Regions from separate parts of the Mus musculus genome. Here region 2 is linked to region 1. A link is a contact called in ENCODE Hi-C or POLR2A ChIA-PET data. All regions are on one chromosome and are shown on one strand. The core of a region is the stretch at or near the end of the contact, and the rest is flanking DNA. Distances in the headings are between cores, read along the strand shown.

Region 1 (6,388 bases), core at 1,554-4,053:
ACAGGCTGGAGGTTTGTAGGTAGCCCGTGAGTCAGTTGGGGTTGCCAGGTTAAATGGTCGGTTGTTCACCCAGCACTGATCAGCCAGCCTGATCGTGTAATTTGCTTGCCTATTTATGGACTTCAAGCTCAACGTTGCTTGGAGCTGATTTTAAGGAATGGATATATATATATTAAAGTTCTTTCTGGAGGCCTCCCTTATTCCCGCTTCTCTGTGTAAGATCACCCAGGTGTCCAGGCTGACTATCCCTGGGTGAGTTCTTGGCTTTAGTGACGAGGACTGAGGATGGCCCTCAGTTCCTGTGTTTGTCACCCACAGGAAGTGGCAAGATTAGTCATGAAGCTCCTAGCAGGAGCTGGCTGTGGTCTGGAAGCCAGAGAGACACGTGTTTGTGGCTGGGATCTGGGCTCTTCCGCCCTGTAACCCACATACCCTGGACTACTGCATTCCTTCGATGTACTTGACCTTGACTGAGCTGGAATGGGTAGCAAGATGCCAGGGACACATCCCTGCTCTGTGGAAACAGTTTGGTGGGTAAGAAGGTGCCATAAACATCGGCCACCCCAGGGGGTGGTAGCCTGGAGTCAGGGAAGCTCAGTGGGTTGGGGGGGGACAGTGTATCAGGGATGACTTCGTGCACTGCCTGGAAAACCTGTTCTCTCCTTCTACCATGTGGGTCTGAGAGAATGGAACTCAGGTTTGTCAGGCTTGGTAGTAGGCCCCCTTACCTGCAGAGTCATCTGGCTGGGTCTGTGTCATGAACCCCCACCCCCACCCCAAGAGGCCAGGAGTCATCAGGTTGTTTGGTTACCCCACAGAGCAAAGTACTTCTTACATCATCTCTCTTTCTATGCAAAGGTCGGCTCTGCTTTCTATTTAATCAGTTTCTTTCTCCTCCTCCTGGGCCTGAGGTACAATCTGACAGATCTGGTGGGAATCCTGGTTCTCTCACCTGCAGTATATCTTGGCTGTCTCCTACGGGGCTAACTCACCTGTCCTGGGGGGCTGGCCACACCTTCCCTGACCCCTGAACATCCATCCTCTCAGGGCACCTCTCCCCATTTTCCTGGGTGCTCCCAAATCTGGAGGAGGGTGCTCCCAAGCCTGAAGGAAAGGCCGCAGGTAGCTGAGCATTTTTGCCTCCTCCACCCACTGCACCTGCAGAGAGTTGAGCTGGCACAGCTGCAGGTGACTCTGCCCTCAGCTCAGGTGACAGGATGCAGGCTACATTCCTTAATCACAGCTGTCTTTTTCTCTTATGGAATAGACCTGGGTGTGGGGAGTGTCAAGGTCTCTACAGTGGGACCCAGCACATCACATCCTGACCTGCTGTCTGGTTTCCAGCCTTGATCTTCCTGGTTCTGGATGTAGAACTCAGAACAGGGGTATTACAAGCTCAAGGCATCAGAGCGTAGACAGGGACAACCTTGACTTCCTTGCTCCTCCTGCCTCCACCTCCAAAGTGCTGGGATTACAGGCGTGTGCCGCCACCACATTTGGTATAGGTGGTGCTGGCAATTGAGCCCCGGGCTGTGTGTGTGCTACCCAAGAACTCTCTCTGCTCCCTGACCTACATCCCTGGCCCTTTCTGGTTCTTTGAACAATTCTGTTTATAGGATGTTTTCATGGTCACTTGCGTTGCCAGTAGAATTAGAAGTCTCTGGAAGTGAGGTTGTTTCTTCTGGAAACTCTTAGGCAATCCTGATGGGCAGGGATAGTTGAGAGCCCTGGGTTGGCCTGGGACAGTTGGGGACACTTCTGGGTGGCACTAATGTGTCCTCTTTCTGTTACTTCCTTCACTCTCTATCAAGGTGAAGACTTCTGTGCAAACAGAAGAAGTTCTTGGGTGTGTGTCTGTCCAGCGGGCTAATTTCTTAGGATGTGTAATAGACTCACCATTGATCCTGTTTCCTCATTTGAGGGAAAGATACAAAGTTTCCCTTTAATATAAATGTAAGTCAGGAGTGAATGAAGCAACCATCTGCACTTTTTGTGGTCGGCTCCGGCTTCTTTCATGGCTTTGAGGCAGGCTTGCAGGGCCCCTGGCAACCCTGCCCCATGCTGGGGAGACTGAGCACGTGCAGGTCCGGGCATGTCCTGTGTACACGTGGCTGAAGGGTGGGGCCGACACCCTGAAGGAAACCTCACCTCAGGTGCTGAGGACCCAGGACACTCCAGGGAGCTAGGCTACACTGGAGTGGTTGAGGGTTAACAAAGGAGTTTCCCAGGAGGCTTTACGTCAGCCCTTGGGATTGGCGTGGAGAATTCTTTCAACATGATGTGTTTGCCTCTTCCCCAAAGCATTCTGAGATGCTCTATCTGGTCGTCAAGATCTTTCCCTGGAGCCATTATTGTCCTGTAAATTTGGTGACGATATTACAAGACTTCAGTGCCCACAGGGGCCTGGTACTTTCCCGAAACACAGTAAACTGGTCATTCAGGAGCCCTGAGCTGCAGGGTAGAACCCTGTGGGTTCCCAGGACTGAACATGGTTCATACCTGTAGTCCCTGTGTGTTGGAAGGCTGAGATAGGAGCATCGCCATGAGTTTGAGTCCAGCCACAATGGTCTGAAGCAGGTCTCAGTGCTGTGACTGCTGATTGACTGGGAGCTAGGGTTAGATAACTTATTTGCTCATTTGCTCAGCAAATACCCAGCTCTTTCCGAACAATGCCCTTGCAGGGCCCTGCGGGAGATTACATCCCGTTGATCTGGGAGCTTGCTGACAGGGATTAATTTAATCATCGCCTTTACCCTGGGGTGAGGGCTCTCATATCTCCTTCCTGCTGTGCCTGGCAGTCTTGGAGGACCAGCATTGTTGAGGGGTCCCACAGCTAGGCGTGGCTCCAGACTGAGGGCGTATCTTCACATAGAGTTCCAATTTAGAGACTCCAGCCTACAGACAAACATTTGGGAAGGATCATGTTTTTCTGAGTTTCTTCTGGACAGGTGAGGAAGGTTCCAGAAGGTTCTAAAACCAGGATTGTGGAATGTCCATTTGGAAGAATGTTGTCTTCCAGGTGCTGTGAAGCGAACACTGGAGATAAATCTCTGGCAAGATTTAACCTTGGTGTTTTGTATTTTAAAATTCAGCATCAAATTTCACTTTATAGTATGGTGATTATTAATTTTTTATGTGTTGTTTTATTTGTTTCTAAGTTTTTAAGTCTTGTGTAGCCCTGACTTGATAATGGCTTTTTAACCTAGGCTGGTCTTGAACTTGTGGCAATCCTCCTGCCTCAGCCTCCCAAGTGCTGGGATTTCAGGCATGGGCAGCATGCTCTGCTAGCTTTGGTTTTCTCTGTGTTGTGGAGGTGGGTGTGTCCTCAGGGATGCTGCCTCCTCAGTTGATTGGGTGTTTGCTGGGCAGCGTCACTCTGAAAGTCAAATCAGGCTTGGGAGGAGGCCTCGGGGAGCTCGCAGGAGGCAATGCCTGATCAGAGGCAGCTGTCTTTAGAAGCAGGATGAACTAAGCCAGGGTCTTGTGCATCTGCTAGAGATGGGGACACCCAGGCATTGGTCCCTAGTGAAGGCATCCCTTGTGGTCCCCAGGACAAGCTGCTTGGTTTCTGGCTGCCTCTGAGAGCATACCGCAGGCTGCAGGACTCTGCGAGTGGCTGAGAGAGGAGGGGACGGGCAGACCTCGGGAGGGGAGAGGAAGGTGGAAGTGGTTGGTCAGCTGTTCTCAATTCGCCTCAGACAGAATATTCATCTGAGCTTAGTACTAAAAAAGTGCCCAGCTAACCAGGACCAGTGATCACCCAGATGGTGGACATTACCCCAGGTTAGCCCTGCGGTTCTGACTAGGGATGGGTGTCCCCTTCGGACTTCCATGTTCTAGAAGTCTCCAAGGCCCTGTTCCTCTCTTTGCTAGGCAGGTGGAAGCTTTCTTATCCTGGGGCCAACCCTGCCTGTCTGGAACCCTGTGCTTAATAATTCCTGTCCCTGTGGATGTGTGGGCTGGAGAGTCTTCCTTGTTTCCTCCGTGCTGGAGACAAGCGACCGGGAAGGTAATTCATGCCTTTGCATGTGTTCTCCCACTCCGTGTATGAGCCTTTCCCAGCCACCGCCACTGTTCTTCTTCCTTACTGACCTCTTCCTGAGCAAAGTCCTCTCCCCACAGAATCTCCTCGCACTGACCCTGGCTCAGCCTGCCTCTCTCTCCTGGATCAGCCTCTCTCTCTCTCTCTCTCTCTCTCTCTCTCTCTCTCATTTGCTTGTGCTTCCGTGAGTGAGCTGCGTAGCAAGGAAGCCGTGCAAGTCTGTCTCCACACGATGAGTGAAGCTCTGTTCTAACAGGGGAAGCTGGCTCTTTCATTCTCTCTGAAGGTGTCCTGTGTGCCAGGCACTGCCCTGGGTAGGGGGACTGAGAGATGGGCAGGACTGGAAAAGGTGTGGTTGCATTGGAATTGGCAATCTAGAAGGAACTACAGTTCAGAGGTCTCCTTTTTTTTTTTTTTTTGTCTGCCTGCCTCTCTCTCTCTGTCTCTGTCTGTCTGTCTGTCTGTCTCTCTCTCTCTCTCTCTCTCTGTGTAGGTTGATGACAATCTTGGGTGTGAGACCAAGTCTTTAACTGGCCTGGAGCTTGCCTAGTAGGCTGTCTGCCTACTTGGCTCAGGACCATTCTGTCTCTGCCTCCCCATCAAGTACATCATCAGCATACCCAGCTTTTTAAGTGGGTTTTGGGAATGGTGCTTGTTGTTTTAATTAGGGTTTCTATTGCTGTAGAAAGACACGATGACCATGGCAACTCTTATAAAGGAAAACATTTAATTGGGGGTAGTTGGGGCTGGCTTATAGGTTCAGAGGTTTAGTCCATTCTTATCATGGCGGGGAGTGTGGAGGCACACAGGCAAACATGTTGCTGGAGGAGGAGCCAAGAGTTCCATGTCTGTATCAGGAGGCAGCAGGAAGAGAGACACTGGGCTTGGCTTAAGCATTAAAAACTCCAAAGTCCACCTCCAGTATCACACTTCCTTCAACAAGGCCACACCCACCCTAACAAGGCCCCACCTACTCCAACAAGGCCACCTGTCCTAATCCTTTCAAATAATGAAACTCCCTATGAGCCTACAGGGGGCGTTTTCCTTTAAATTACTACAGAACTTAAGTCTTCACACTTCTGTGGCCAGTCCCTCAATGACTTGGCCACCTCCCTAGCCCTAAGTGTGTGTCCAACCTTTTGACACTACGCTGTTATCATAATGTCACCTACAAATGTTATAGGCCAGTCACAGCTCCTGGGATGGGTGTGGCCTGGCAGCTCAGCAGATACACAGAAACATGACAGCAGGTCATGAGTGCTGCCCGCCCCAGACAGTAAGACGACTCAGCAGTAAGACGACTCAGCCTGAAACACACGGCCACACGGTGTGTTCTCAGGAACCCAGGTAAGGCTGGAAAGAGAGAGCTGACGCTACAAAGTTGTCCTCTGACCTCCACACACACACACACATACTGTGGCACACACATCCCTCCCAAATCATATATGCACATGTGTGCGTACACATAATACATACATACATACACACATACACATATATATGTACATACATACATACACACACATGGTCAGACCTAGAACCCCTCCAGCTGTTTTAGCAGTTATAGGGGAAGCACAAACAGCCTAGGCCCAAATATAAGGTGCCCTCCTTTGTGACCAAAGTACTGCATCCTCCCATGAGGTGGTGGCAGTTCGACTCTTTGTGGGTCCACTTGGGGACTATGGCATTTGCCTTTCATGCAAAGCCTGTGGTCACCGGTTCCTTCCAGGAACTCAGTTAAAGCCAGCATTGTCTGAAAGGAGGGAGAGGGCAGTTTAGAGAGCTAGGTGGGCTTGTGTGCGAAGTGTGTGAGTGTGTGTGTGTGCGCGCGCGCGCGCATGCCCCACCCCCAGAGGAGGTATGGATGTATGGATCAGAGCTCACCAGCTGACCATGCTTTCCCACCAGCTAGGTGGCTGCCCTCAGGTGCTCTAGAGAAAGAGTCAGAGCCTCCCAGCTTCCTCTAGCTGAAGAGAGAGCAGGTGTTGGTCAGCTCTCAGCTCTACACACAACAGCCTCTCTCTTGGGTCTGACAGGAAGTTCGCCCAACACAAGCTTCTATGGAGGGAGGCAGAGGGGAGGGGAGAAAGGAGGGACACAGTCTGTCCCCACTGAGGGTGAAGCCGTTCAGTCAGCGCTTGGGAAACAAACCCCTCCCTAAGATCTGGAGGGGTTGGGGGGGGCAGTCACACTTCTCCTACTGTGGGGGGGGGGCAGTCACACTTCTCCTACTGCCTAGGGCTTTTAAATAGTTACCATTCTGCGGAGGGTGTGAGGTGACACCCATAGGGTCAAGTGAGAAGTCACAGCCCAACTTGTAGCAAGACCCACAGAGCATCAGAGACC
Region 2 (6,388 bases), core at 1,423-3,922, 6.0 Mb before region 1:
CAAGGTCAGCCTGGGACAAAGCAAGTTCCAGATCTAGGCGTGGTGAAACAATCTTTTGCTGGAGGCCTACGTAAGGAAGCTGAAAGAAGGAAGGCTCGCTCTTCCTCGCCTGCCCGCACTTACTTACCAGCTCATCTGTTGGAACCTGCTTCTTCAGGATTCCAGCTTATATAGAAGACCAGCTGGAACTTTCATTTTTTTTTCAAACCTTATTTTTAAGGATGGCTGTTAGCCCACCACCCACCAGAGGTAGTGAAAAAGAAAGGATATGGGGGAAGTGGACCTGTTTAGAAAGGTTCTTTGGAGCAAAGAATCTCTGGTTCCATCTGTGTTGTCTGGAAATCAGTTCAGCTCACAGGTTAGCAGTGGCCGTTTGATCCACTTGCAAACACTTGAGGACACACCAGCAATTTAGTTCGGAAGAATCGGGATGGCAAACATGAATCAGTAGCAGCGGCACAACCTAGCAGACACAGCCAGGCCTCAGCCTCTGCTCAAGTCAGCAGGAGGGACCAGAAGGAATTCTGGAAGAAGCTAGTTCTCTGCTCTGTCTGTCTGTCTGTCTATCAGAGAAGCGAAGATCAGCAAAGACTCGAGACCCATAAGCGTTGCACAGCTAGCTCTATAGGCAAGCCAAGCTCGGCCTCCATCGCTGTCCTTTTTATACTCTCTCCAGGCATCACATGTTCACCATGGGCAAAATATCACTCTGCAAATCAGCCCGAGTCTGTGGAAGCAGCAAGAAACTGCAGCACATCACAAGGTCGTGTGTGTGTGTGTGTGTGTGTGTGTGTGGTTCTCTCTATGGAGTCCTGACAAACGCAGCTCAACTACACAATATAAGGCAGAATTACATGCATTTCGTTAGCTAAGAATCCTTCATCACGTTTCCTTTCTTTCTTTTAATCACATGTCCTTTCATGGGCCTGATTTAGCAGAATATCCTCTCTCCTGTGTCTACTTCAGTGAAACGTTCCTTCACCAGTCTGCCTTAGTCTTTCATCTGTGCCCATTTCAGGAAAACACTCCTTCACGTGTTTGCCCCAGCAAAACACCATCTGACACAATGACTTTCCAAAGACCACTTAAGTTTCCCCTTCAACTAGCTGAAACAACTAGCCCAGTGAGGTTGAACACCGCGTAGATTCTTGGACTTCCCATTCACAGCTGCCCATTGTTGGGTTAGTTGGACTACAGACTAAGTCATTATAATAAATTCCCTTAATATATAGAGACATTGCATAAATTCTGTGATTCTAGAGAACCCTGACTAATACAGGTGAAGAATAACAGGAAGTCTCCATGTGTGCACGTGTGTATGTGCGTGTGTGTACACGTATGCCTGCTTAAGTCTACTCAAAGGAGCCAGGTGAGAGAGACTCCAGCTTAAAGTCCCTTAGCCCCTGCTGGCACAGAGGAGCCAAGAGGGTTGAAGGCTGTATACACATTTGCTCTGAGGTAGGGGAGGGGAGGTTGCTTTGAAGGTGCTAGCTGTCTGCTGGACAGAGGCAGGAGGAAGGGCTTGGATGGAGGCTGCAGGAACCCTTGGCCCTAACTGAGCCTCTAAGGGCATTGTGGAAAAGAAACTGGCCGTGCCTGTGAATGGAGTTTGGAACTATTTCATCAGGGGGATCCTTGCCTCTGGTAAGGTGGGGTGAGAGTCCCAAGGTCCAGGCGTGGCAGCTTTCATCTGTGCATTTGGAATGGACTTGGCACTCCCACACCCCTGATGAAGTCAGGGGCTCCCTCAGGCTCTAGGGTCAGCCATGGGAAGGCTAGAACATGCTCCCAGTTCTGCCTGAGTGAAAAACAGCCCCAAAGTGTACCTTTCTTTGGACAACCGACTCTCTCTCTCTATCTCTCTGTGTGTGTGTGTTTTGAGATAGGGTTTCTCTGTAGTCCTGGCTGTCTTGGAACTTGCTTTCTAGACCAGGTTGGCCTTCAGTTCAGAGATCCACCTGCCTCTGCCTTCTGAGTGCGGGGATTAAAGATATGTGCCAACTCACACTGGACTTAAATAACTATCTACCTCATAGCAGGCATCATAATTCTGCCCCCCCCCCTTTTCTCCTGTGTTAGTGGTAAAGTCAAAGTGAAAGAAAGCGTTTAGCCCAGAAGACGACACAATAGGCACTATAAACAGCTCTTATACACGCATGCATCCATGCCTTTCTTTTGAGATTGGAGCCGAGGCTAGCCATGCCAGGGCGTTGGCAGGGCAGAGCAAGGTTCAATAGTTTAAGGGCTCAGTCCTATTCTAGGCCTTCCCACACGCAGATGGGGTAACAGCTGGATGTTTCCCCAAGGTCAGTGAGGGTCAGAGCAAGGGAAGCCCAGAGCAGGACTCTTGCAGCAGCCGCAAGCGCAAGCCAGGGAGCCTATTCTTGTGTGCAGTCTAGGACCGCACAGATCCAGCTCCAGGAGCCTGCCGGGACTCGCCCCGCCTCCATCACGTCCCGCCCTCCAAGCTCTGCCCGGTGCCCGGCATCTCTCACCACCCCTCCCCACCCCGCCACCTCGGGGCCCTCAAGTTTCTCCGAAGTTTTCCGCGGGTCCCTCTGAGAGTCCCGCCCCCTGGCCCGTGACGCAACAATGGTGCAGCGCGACGACCAATGGGTAGCGGCGGGGGCCGGCGGCGTGAGCCAATGGCGGCGGCGGCCCGTCCCGCGGTCCTGCCCGGCCCCGGCCGCACTGCGCCGCCCGCCGCCCTCCCCTCGGCGGCACCAGCACCGGCATCGGGAGACGGTGTCGCGGCGGCTCAGAGTGCAGCGGGCGCTGCCTCCGCTCCCGGCGTCGTGGGATCTCTGTCTGCTCGCCCGTGCATGGACGGCGCGCGCTCCGGCCCGCCGCAGGGACAGGGTCGCGCGGCTTGGTGAGTCGCCTGCCCCGAGCGCCCCGGTGCGCAGGTGCAGCCCCTGATCCTGGCCACCGGCCCGCAGACACTCGGGCGCGCCCCGGGAGGGGTCAGGGAGGATCTGGCCGGCGGCCCAAGCTCCAGTCACAGAGCCGCGGCCGTGACTCTGCCCAGTGACGTGGGGCGGCCGAACTTTACGTAACCCGCCCGGCACCCCACGCGTGCCCACACAGTGCATCTGGGGCGCAGGGGGCCCAGGTTCCGGGAGGAGCTGCAGTCATGCCAATCCCCTCAGAGGGGCGTCTGCCGCAGCCCACTCTATAGTGCTCACCTCTGTAACCCAGTTAATGGTCATGACACTGTGGACGAGGCCCTCTGGCTGTCCCAGGTCCCTTGTAACCTAGAGCTTACCCTTGCTGGAGGCAGTAGGGCTCTTGGGCAGGGAGACCAAGGGTGAATGGCCAGGGCTCAGGTTTGAGGCTTGGGACCCAAGGTGGAGGTAGGGTTTTTAAACTGGGGTCTGCAGTGTATGGAACGGCCCTCAAACAGAACGCAGGAGACCTAGGCTCTTGTCCTGGCTCAGCCTGACTTGGTGACTGACCTTGGACTAGCTTGTCCCCCGTTGAAAAGTGAGATGGCAGTATCGGCCTCATGTGGATGGACCTCGAGAGGACTGCAGGTGGTGTATGCTCCAATCCCCCCACTGACTTCACCTTTTCCCTCCTCCCAGGAGCTCCTTCCTGATGGGCAGGAAAATTGTTTGTGGATAAAAGAGCCAGAGCCACTTTCCAACTCTGGCTGCGGGCGGGCGCACTGCCAGCCCTGGGCCACCACTTTCTTGTTGATGAGGTTTGGTGTGTTAGAGTGAATACCTGCATCTACAGAACCCAGGGCCGCCTGCAGGAACCAGGTAGGTCTAAGTGAATAATCTCCACGACCCTCCTGGAAAGAAGTTTGAGTAGTCTCTTGGGGTCAGGGTAGAAGTAGAGTTGGGGCTGGATTTGGGGGTGTGAGGGTGATTTGGGCTCAACTTGTGCTGTGAGCCTGAGTCTTCTGCGATGTCCCATGGGTTCCTCTTTATTTGCAGTTGGAAGGACCTGGCTCAGGTGTGAAAGGAGCGCTTTTTGAAGGTTCCAGGGCTGCAGAGGGTTGGCACACGGAAGGCTCCAGCAGATCCAGCCTTCTCTAGCACAGGCAAGAGAGGAAGTGCAGGTGCAGAAATTCAAGAATGGTTCTGGGTCCAGGAGAGAATAGAGCTGGGGGCAGTGACTGGCAGACCCGATTCATTCGACCCTACTTCGTCTCACAGGTTGGTCTGGGGTGGTGTGACCCATGCTTTGAGACTCCCGGAGGCCAGCATGCCGTGGGACACCAGGCCTGGACGCAGCGCCAACGGAGGGCCCGAGGGTCCCGGCGCAGCTCGCTTGCGGGTGCAGAAGCAGTGCCGGAAGTCATCCTTCGCCTTCTACCTGGCAGTGCGAGATCAGCTGCCAGTTTGGCTACTCGAGGACATACGTGCCAGCGAAGCCTTCCACTGTGATGAGCGGGGGCGCGCTGCGGCCTATTCGCCTTCGGAGGCTCTGCTCTATGCGCTTGTGCACGACCACCAAGCCTATGCACACTACCTGCTAGCTACCTTCCCGCGGTGTGCACTCGCCCCACCTAGCGCGGGCTTCCGCTGCTGCACCGCGCCTGGGCCTCACGTGGCGCTGGCGGTGCGCTACAACCGCGTGGGCATCCTGCGGCGCATCCTGCGAACGGTGCAGGACTTCCCAGTGGAAGAGCGCGTGCGCCTCCTCGACCGCCGTGGCTGCAGCCGCGTGGAGGGCGGTGGCACGTCGCTGCATGTGGCCTGTGAGCTCGCACGCCCCGAGTGCCTCTTTCTGCTGCTTGGCCACGGAGCTTCTCCAGGCCTTCGAGATGGCAGTGGCTTTACACCATTGGAGCTGCTGTTGCGCCAGCTGAACCAGGACGCCAGCTCAGCCCCCACTAAGGCTGAGGCAGCTTCTGCCACGGTCAATGCTGCCACCGCCAACACCACTTCGTCTGAGGAGGTGTGTCAGCGCCGCCTGCTGCTGCTTGACCTGCTAGTACTGTACACCCCGGGGGGCGTCGTAGGTCCAGCTCGATGTGAACTGCTAGGAGACCAGCTACGCTGGCAGCGGTTGTTGGGTGAGGACAAGTTCCAGTGGCTGGCAGGGCTGGCGCCACCCTCCCTCTTTGTCCGTGCCATGCAGGTGTTGGTCACCACTATCTCACCTGGCCGCTTCCCGGAGGCCTTAGATGAACTGCCTCTGCCATCGTTTTTGCAGCCCTTGGACCTCACGGGCAAGGGCTAGACTCAGGGGACCCTGACACAGTATATGGGGACAGAAGTATTTTTTTGAGAGCATTGTACTTGGCACTTTACATATATGGATCGTTGACTGTACAGAGGGATCTGCCTGGTCTGTTGCATGTATTTGGGGTAGGGCTGCCAAGTTGCTCAAGTGTGCGAACTCGCTGCTCAGCCAAGGATAAGGGTGAGGACCTAGAGTCCCGGGGAAGGTGACAGCTGAGCCAAGCAGGAGAGGAACAGGAACAGAGGGTGGGGACTCTAATGACCAAGCAAGAGGACAGAATGTGCTGAGGCCAAGGGGACAAGCTTGTGTGGTTTTGAGTGGCCCCCTCCTGTGCTGTCAGCCTCATAAATGGCCCATGGGTTGGACTGATGTGTGTCCAGCAGAGCTGAGCAGGCAGCTCTAGCAGGTGTTGAATGGGAGCCAGACTGTGTGTCTGTGTTCTCATCTCACACTGAATCATTGCTTCTCCACCCCAGCCTGGAGTTGGCCCTTTTACCCTCAGTCAGGACTTGGCAGGTGCTAGCCTTGGGTTTCCCCACCTGCTTCCCCACAGGCTTTGGGTCCCCTGCATCATGTCTCATGAGAACCAGGTGTGCCTTCCAGGTCCCCCTGCCCAGCCCCAGGGATGGCCTTACTCACTAACATCACTCACAGTGGATGTTAGGTGGTGCTTGTGGGCCTGTGTTATCACCCTGGATAGGCTTCTCACCCATCCTTGGAATGCTGCTTTCTGCTGGACACTTCAGAAGCCGGGAGGCTTGTTAATGAATGCACCCTCATCCTTCAGGATAAAGGGGCCCTGGCTGCAAAGCTGGGTTCATACCAGGGAACTTTGAGACTGGGGGAGGGCCCGTCCCTATCCTGGGATTTTGCTGGGCTGTGAAATTCAACCTTTGTGGCATAGGCTTGCAGGCCATGATGTGCTGCCAGGAGCAGAGGCTAGCTGTCTGCTAAAGTGGCCAGCCTGGTCGGGGGCACCTGTTGCTCTGCTCCTGAGTACAGCATGCCCGGGGGTGGGAATGTCCAGGGTGCTGGGCCACAGGAGGGGAAGCCCAGAGAACAGAGGGCCCTAGACTTTGCCACCTGTCCTGGACCCGTGTTATTGTCAAGGGATTTTAGGCCATTTCCTAGGCCTGAAAAAGAAAGGGTACTTGCTGGTACGGATCCTTCGTCTTGACTGGAGGCTGTTTCC

What was found. A loop is a pair of places that touch in the nucleus more often than their neighbours do. ChIA-PET counts read pairs that join two places held with the same protein, here RNA polymerase II (POLR2A).
Region 2: a loop to region 1 is called in a map of T-helper 17 cell, with 6 times the contacts of the local background. The contact joins the promoter of Ankrd9 here to the promoter of Syne3 in region 1. A Hi-C loop is called at or near these places in 1 of 37 maps with a recorded cell type or tissue (T-helper 17 cell). POLR2A ChIA-PET finds 5 or more read pairs at or near these places in 1 of 5 experiments (Patski).

The regions. Positions count from the first base shown.
Region 1 is chr12:104,995,092-105,001,479 of GRCm38, reverse strand. It overlaps Syne3 (spectrin repeat containing, nuclear envelope family member 3), which reads left to right and starts at 2,803. Exons shown (of 19, transcript NM_001042699.2): 1 at 2,803-2,948; 2 at 3,878-4,009.
Region 2 is chr12:110,975,324-110,981,711 of GRCm38, reverse strand. Ankrd9 (ankyrin repeat domain 9) reads left to right here and starts at 2,672. Exons shown (of 3, transcript NM_175207.5): 1 at 2,672-2,872; 2 at 3,585-3,764; 3 at 4,164-5,292. The coding sequence starts at 4,213. The coding sequence ends at 5,193.